2 separate regions of the Homo sapiens genome follow, and region 1 is linked to region 2. The links are chromatin loops, found by intact Hi-C in ENCODE. Cell type or tissue: ascending aorta. All regions are shown on one strand. Each heading gives the region's core, and the rest is flanking DNA. Links, peaks and the distances in the headings are about the cores only. Region 1 overlaps PTPRG (protein tyrosine phosphatase receptor type G). Region 2 overlaps PTPRG (protein tyrosine phosphatase receptor type G).

Evidence for each region. Hi-C counts contacts between places; a loop is a spot of excess contacts. Peaks named below come from ENCODE experiments on the same cell type or tissue, not always from the same donor. Only the 100,000 strongest peaks of a DNase experiment are listed, where the experiment ranks them.
Region 1: a loop joins it to region 2, with 2.2 times the contacts of the local background. A loop is called at or near these places in 1 of 110 quality-filtered maps.

Annotation. Positions count from the first base shown.
Region 1 is chr3:61,794,957-61,797,756 of GRCh38, forward strand. The region is part of intron 2 of PTPRG (protein tyrosine phosphatase receptor type G); the gene reads left to right. Among named protein-coding and RNA genes, the nearest start is that of PTPRG, 230 kb to the left of the region's middle. In ascending aorta, for the core only: no CTCF peak of the experiment used is centred there; a DNase peak (open chromatin) is centred at 1,525.
Region 2 is chr3:61,581,337-61,584,127 of GRCh38, forward strand. The region is part of intron 1 of PTPRG (protein tyrosine phosphatase receptor type G); the gene reads left to right. Among named protein-coding and RNA genes, the nearest start is that of PTPRG, 21 kb to the left of the region's middle. In ascending aorta, for the core only: no CTCF peak of the experiment used is centred there; no DNase peak of the experiment used is centred there; H3K27ac peaks cover 222 bases.

The DNA.
Region 1 (2,800 bases), core at 62-2,561, 210 kb after region 2:
GTAGAGTCAACTAGGAAAGTGACCTCACTGTTACTAGTAGTAGCAACAGAAGCAGCAGTATCAATGATCAGCGTTCATTGCATACTTAATATATTCCTGACACAGTGTCAAGTGTCTCATTTAATCCTCCTGCCAGCCTTATCTGTTAATCCCTTTTAGTATCCCATTTTACAGATGAGGGAACTGAGGCTTAGAATAAGTAGCTTTTCTAAGGTCATACAACTAATAAGTAGTGGGGCTGGGATTTCAGTCATGGTGATCTGAGTCTATTGCTCATGTGCTTGACCACTGTATTGCATTTCTTCATTGTGGTATAGGGCTTAAGAGCACAGGCTGGTGAAGGTCAAGAAGTAGTAACCTCACTAAATCTTACTTTTTTAATCTGTAAAAAGTAGGCGGGAATAGGCCGGGCATGATGGCTCACACCTATAATCCCAGCACTTTGGGAGGCTGAGGCGGGCGGATCATCTGAGGTCAGTTCAAGACCAGCCTGACAAACATGGTGAAACCCCATCTCTACTAAAAATACAAAAATTAGCCGGGCATGGTGGTAGGTACCTGTAATCCCAGCTATTGAGGAGGCCGAGACAGGAGAATCACTTGAATCTGGGAAGCAGAGGTTGCAGTGAGCCGAGATCGTGCCACTGCACTCCAGCCTGGGTGACAGAGCAAGACTCCGTCTCAAAAAAAAAAAAAAAAAAAAAAAAAAAAGTGGGAATAGTATCTACCTTCACAGTGTTGAGAGATTAAATGAGAAAATATAGATGCCTGGTTGGCATAAGTGCTTAGTATATACCGGCTATTTTTATTATTTTTAAGGCTATTGATTACTAGTACTTTAGAACTTTGTATATACTGTGTCTCCCCACCCCCATTACAAAGTGGCCTTTGCATAGTAAAAGTTCGTATGGCTTTGAGTGTAATCATATCTTTGGGTGGATAGTGCATCACTACCTTTGCCTTACATGATATATTAAATAATTGAACAGCAGCAGATACCTCTTTAACTTTATTCAGATTTTGTCCTTGGCCTGTTCCCCACCAGCCAAAGCAGGGAGAAATTTGTAGCTCAGGCCCTCAAGTTGAAAGTGGGCATTAATATTAGCAAATTCCCTTTAATAATCATCCCATTAAATTTGATGACCAGAGGGGACGTCCTCATAGCTTATAACAGAAAATAGTGTCTCTAGGAGTCAAGGGAGCTTTTCCCAAATGTTATCTATTGAGCAAGATTAAAGAGACAGATCACCCAGGAGGCTGATGGTAGGTGGTGTTAATCCATTAGTCCACACGCAGATAACTCGTTAGGTTTCCTGAGCATCCCCCTTAATCTTGGCTGCAGAGATAGAAAAGGAGATTGTAGAAACTTGCCCTGCAGCAAAGATTATTGATATGTTTTCCTCTTACATGACTCAAAACCAAAAAGGAATGTAATAAATAACGGCTGTGACTCCTGGAGTGATTAAAGAGCACTCAGGAGCCAGGAGAGCTGATAGCTGCCAGCTCCAGAGCCTGAGTGGGCAGAACTTGGTTCCTTGAGACAGCAGCTGCCTAGGAAGGACAAAGTCTGCATGACGCTCTGTGGTGCTTTGTGTGCAAGTTGACCATTGTGGCAAGGTCATAGGATAGCATGGTGGGGAGGGGGTTGCCCCTTTGTGTTTGTTGCCCGCACCTTTGCCCTTGTGTGCAGGATTCTCTCTGCTTCCTTTTGTGGATGAATCCTTCTGACTTTTTAGGTCATAGATTTTGTGTTGATTCTTAAGTGTGGCCTCTACAGAGGTCGTTTGCCCCTTAATATGTTTATATTGTTGCTGTTAACTTTATTGTTTTTGTCTGTCTTACCAGACACAAGGCAAGATTTTGTTTCTCTCTTCACTCTCTTTTCTGGCTTAACCCAAGACCTGGTGGTGGCACATACTAACCACTCCAAAATTTTTAGAGGCTGAATGCCAGCTGTTGGCTTAATCCATATGTTTTCATGAAACCATTGTGTTCATCTGTTTTCTCCCGGGTGAAGGGTTAGTTGTTGGATTCAGCTTTATATATTTGGAAATAAGAAATCAAGTGAGGGACTGTAGGAAAACGTAGAGCAGCTCCTGGTTTTGCGAGGTTGTTAGAGGCCAGCCGGCACAGAAATGTTCGTATTCTTCCCAGGAGCTAAGATATTCATCATGAGCTCTTTGAGCCAGGTTTCCATCATCTGTGAAATACAGAAATGATGCTTACTGTGTTCTAGCTCCCCTTAAGGATTAAACCATTTAACAGATCTCACTGATGCAGAAATTTCTTCTTCACATTTTAATATCTCTGAAATCGGAATATACTTTTCATTGAATAATGTTTGAAAATTGTTGGATTTTTTTCCCCCATATTTGAACATCACTGAGATTGGGCTGAGTCTTAAAATCATTGGTGTCTGACTTCATGAAATAAGGTAATTATGGGAGCCGCATTGGTCTTAGGTGTATACTAAATGTTAGTAACCTTTTTCCGTAATAACTAAGAAAAAAATGTTGATACAAACATCACTATGTGAAAGGAAGGCTCACAGGTGTGAGAAGAACAGGGAGGCTGGGTTCTTTCAGGTTTGGTGTTGTCACTAGCCTGGAGTCATTTATCTCCACACCCCCCCCCACCCCCCCACCTCCCGCCTTCCTTTGTAAATCAAGATTTTTGGTTTTTCAGGTATGAAACTAGGTTTTCCATCTAGTGCCACTGATTACCAGTAGCTCATGAGAGCTCTGTGCTTGAGTAGAGTTGTAAAGCCAAGTCCTGAGTTTGTATGCTGGTGTTAGATCAT
Region 2 (2,791 bases), core at 1-2,500:
GGTAAGAAGGAAGGTCAAATCAGCGGTCTTTCTCCACACACAACAGAAGCCCTGGTTTTAGTAGCAAGGTTTCATGGCATCCTTTTCCCCACCTTAGTTCCCTGACTCTGCATTTGATTCATTTCTGAGTGCAGGCTGTGCGTAGCTCTGGGGCTTTTTGTCTTCTGTGGTGTTAGGTTTGTGCTTCTCAGTTTTAGAGCGTGTGGCCACGAGAATGTGAGAGGGGGAGCAGGGCAGAGTTAATGAGAGAACCCATGGTTGCTTCTTTTTTTCTTTTTTTTTTTTTTTTTTATGAGACAGTCTCGCTCTGTCCCCCAGGCTGGAGCGCAGTGGCACAATCTCGGCTCCCTGCAACCTCTGCTTCCCAGGTTCAAGTGATTCTCATGCCTCAGTCTCCCAAGTAGCTGGAATTAGAGGCACGCGCCACCACGCCCAGCTAATTTTTATATTTTTAGTAGAGACAGGATTCCACCACGTTGGCCAGGCTGGTCTCGAACTCCTGACCTTAAGTGATCTGCTCACCTCAGCCTCCCAAAATGCTGGGATTACAGGTATGAGCCTGTACCTGGCATATAGGTCCTTCTTTATCTTGGCATGTACTGTACTCTTATTTTATTTTGTTTTGTTTTATTTTTATTTTTATTTTTTTGAGACAGAGTCTTGCTCTAACACCCAGGCTGGAGTGCAGTGGCGTGATCTCCCCTCATTGCAACCTCCCCCTACTGGGCTCAAGCCATCCTCCCATCTCAGCCTCCCGCATAACTGGTACTACAGACGTGTACCACCATGCCCGGCTGATTTCTGTATTTTTTGTAGAGACAGGGTTTTGCCATGTTGCCCAGGCCGGTCTCAAACTCCTGGTCTCAAGTGATCCACTCGCCTTGGCCTCTCAAAGTGCTGGGATTACAGGGTGTGAGCCACTGCACCTGGCCCTTATTTTGTTTTATTTATTAATTTTTTGGTGCTGGGAATGCTGAGTATATCATATATTCATACATGTCATTATATCTAAATGATAAAAATCACAAGAGTAGCAACCACATGTAGCCAAAGTGGAAAGCTGTCCAGTACATTCTTTTTCGTCCTGGCACAACTCTGAGATTGATGCTGTTTCTCTAGGGGGGAATGGGGACAGCATGAGATAGAACAATTTATCCGAAGTGGCGAGTGCAGCCAGGACGTAGCCTGATAGGAACCCAGAAGCCTTTGCCTATGTTTGATAAGAGTGGAATTCATGTTAACTTTAACCATGTATTCTGTGTTTGTTGGGATGCTGTGAAGGGAAGGATGACCAGGCTCACTCTTGGGTCCAGCTGTTGACTTCTGGACCTTCCTGTTTCCAGGCTGTAGATACAGAAATGAATGCCTGAGATGTCCAGTGGGACGTTATGATTTTTAACTATTAGGGAGTTTCCTCTTGTACATTATTGCAAGGAAGATAATGGATTCAAGTCAACTGTTAGTGGAAACGCCATGTGTTAGCACTTTGCTTCGGGTTTTGGGGGTTCAAAAAATGTGTGCAAAAAGTCCCTAAAGCAATGTGTTGCAGTGTAAGACTGAAGCTAATAACATGCTGAAATACTGATTCAGATCCCAAGTGTTCAGGAGCGATAGAATAATGAGATAAGATACCTTCCTACGGGTATCCTGGCTGGTATTTTATGTACACAATGAAGTGAACACAAAGTGAACAGAGGCAATAATGAGCATACGGTGGTTGACCATGAGGCAAATGGGCTTATTCCTAGAGATGAATCATGCATGTCTGGGACTTGGACCCATATCTGCCTTGTATCTTAGGTGCTTCCTCATGGTATAAAGCCATTAGTGACTGCTAGCTGGCAGATGGGCCCTGCAGAGATTTGAGAGGCTTGGGAGCCAATGTTGATACGCATGGGAGCCAATGCTGGATGCATTGACTGGCCCCTGAACGCAAGGCTGAGGCATTGTCCATGGAGACTGAGCACAGGGAAGGGCTCAGTGGCTTCCTTACAGTGGTCTTGTAAACTATAGTGTCTCTGTGCTTGCTGGTCATGGACTAGCTTTGTGTCCTCAGGCCCCAGTACATCTATAAGATGGGATGATGATCCCTGTCTCATAGAGCTGATGGAAGAATTGGATGCGGATGTAAGTAAAGCACTGGTCCCTAGCAAACACATGATTATTGTTGTTTTTATTGTACTGCTATTATTTTTGCCTGCCTAGCATCTCTTTTAACATTCTTTGCTAATAGGACCTTTGCTACTCTTTGGGTATTGATCTCCTCTCCTCTCTGTGTTCTTGATGGGATCATCTGCTGATTAAGGAGCTCTGTCCACACCTTTTTGAGGGTGGTAAAAAACTCAGGCTGGGCTCGATACACCTTTTCTCCCTAGAATTGGCATCTTGAGCCACGTGACATGAAGACATCCTCATCTTTCTCAATTCCTGCTCCCTGAAGCTCAGAGCCACTCTGATCCTTGCCCTTTCAAAGCTGGATTGTTTGGTTCTTGGTTGGTGTCTCTGAGATGTCCAAGGTTCTCTCAATACATTCTTTTAATGCCTACGTTAACCAAGGGTTGATTTGGGTCATTTTCAATCAAAGGGCACCAATATCAGCTGGAAGTACACAGAAGGATAGATAACTAGATGTGTTGAGAAGGACAGGAACCTTCTCCCCTGCCTGCCAAAAATAATCCTTTAATAGTGGTTTCATTTCTTTGTTTGGTTTTTCGAGTTCATTCATTTTGAGCTTTTTATCTTCGGGAATCTGAGGACTTTTATTTTGGTGCTAGGGACAGCCTCTCTGGAG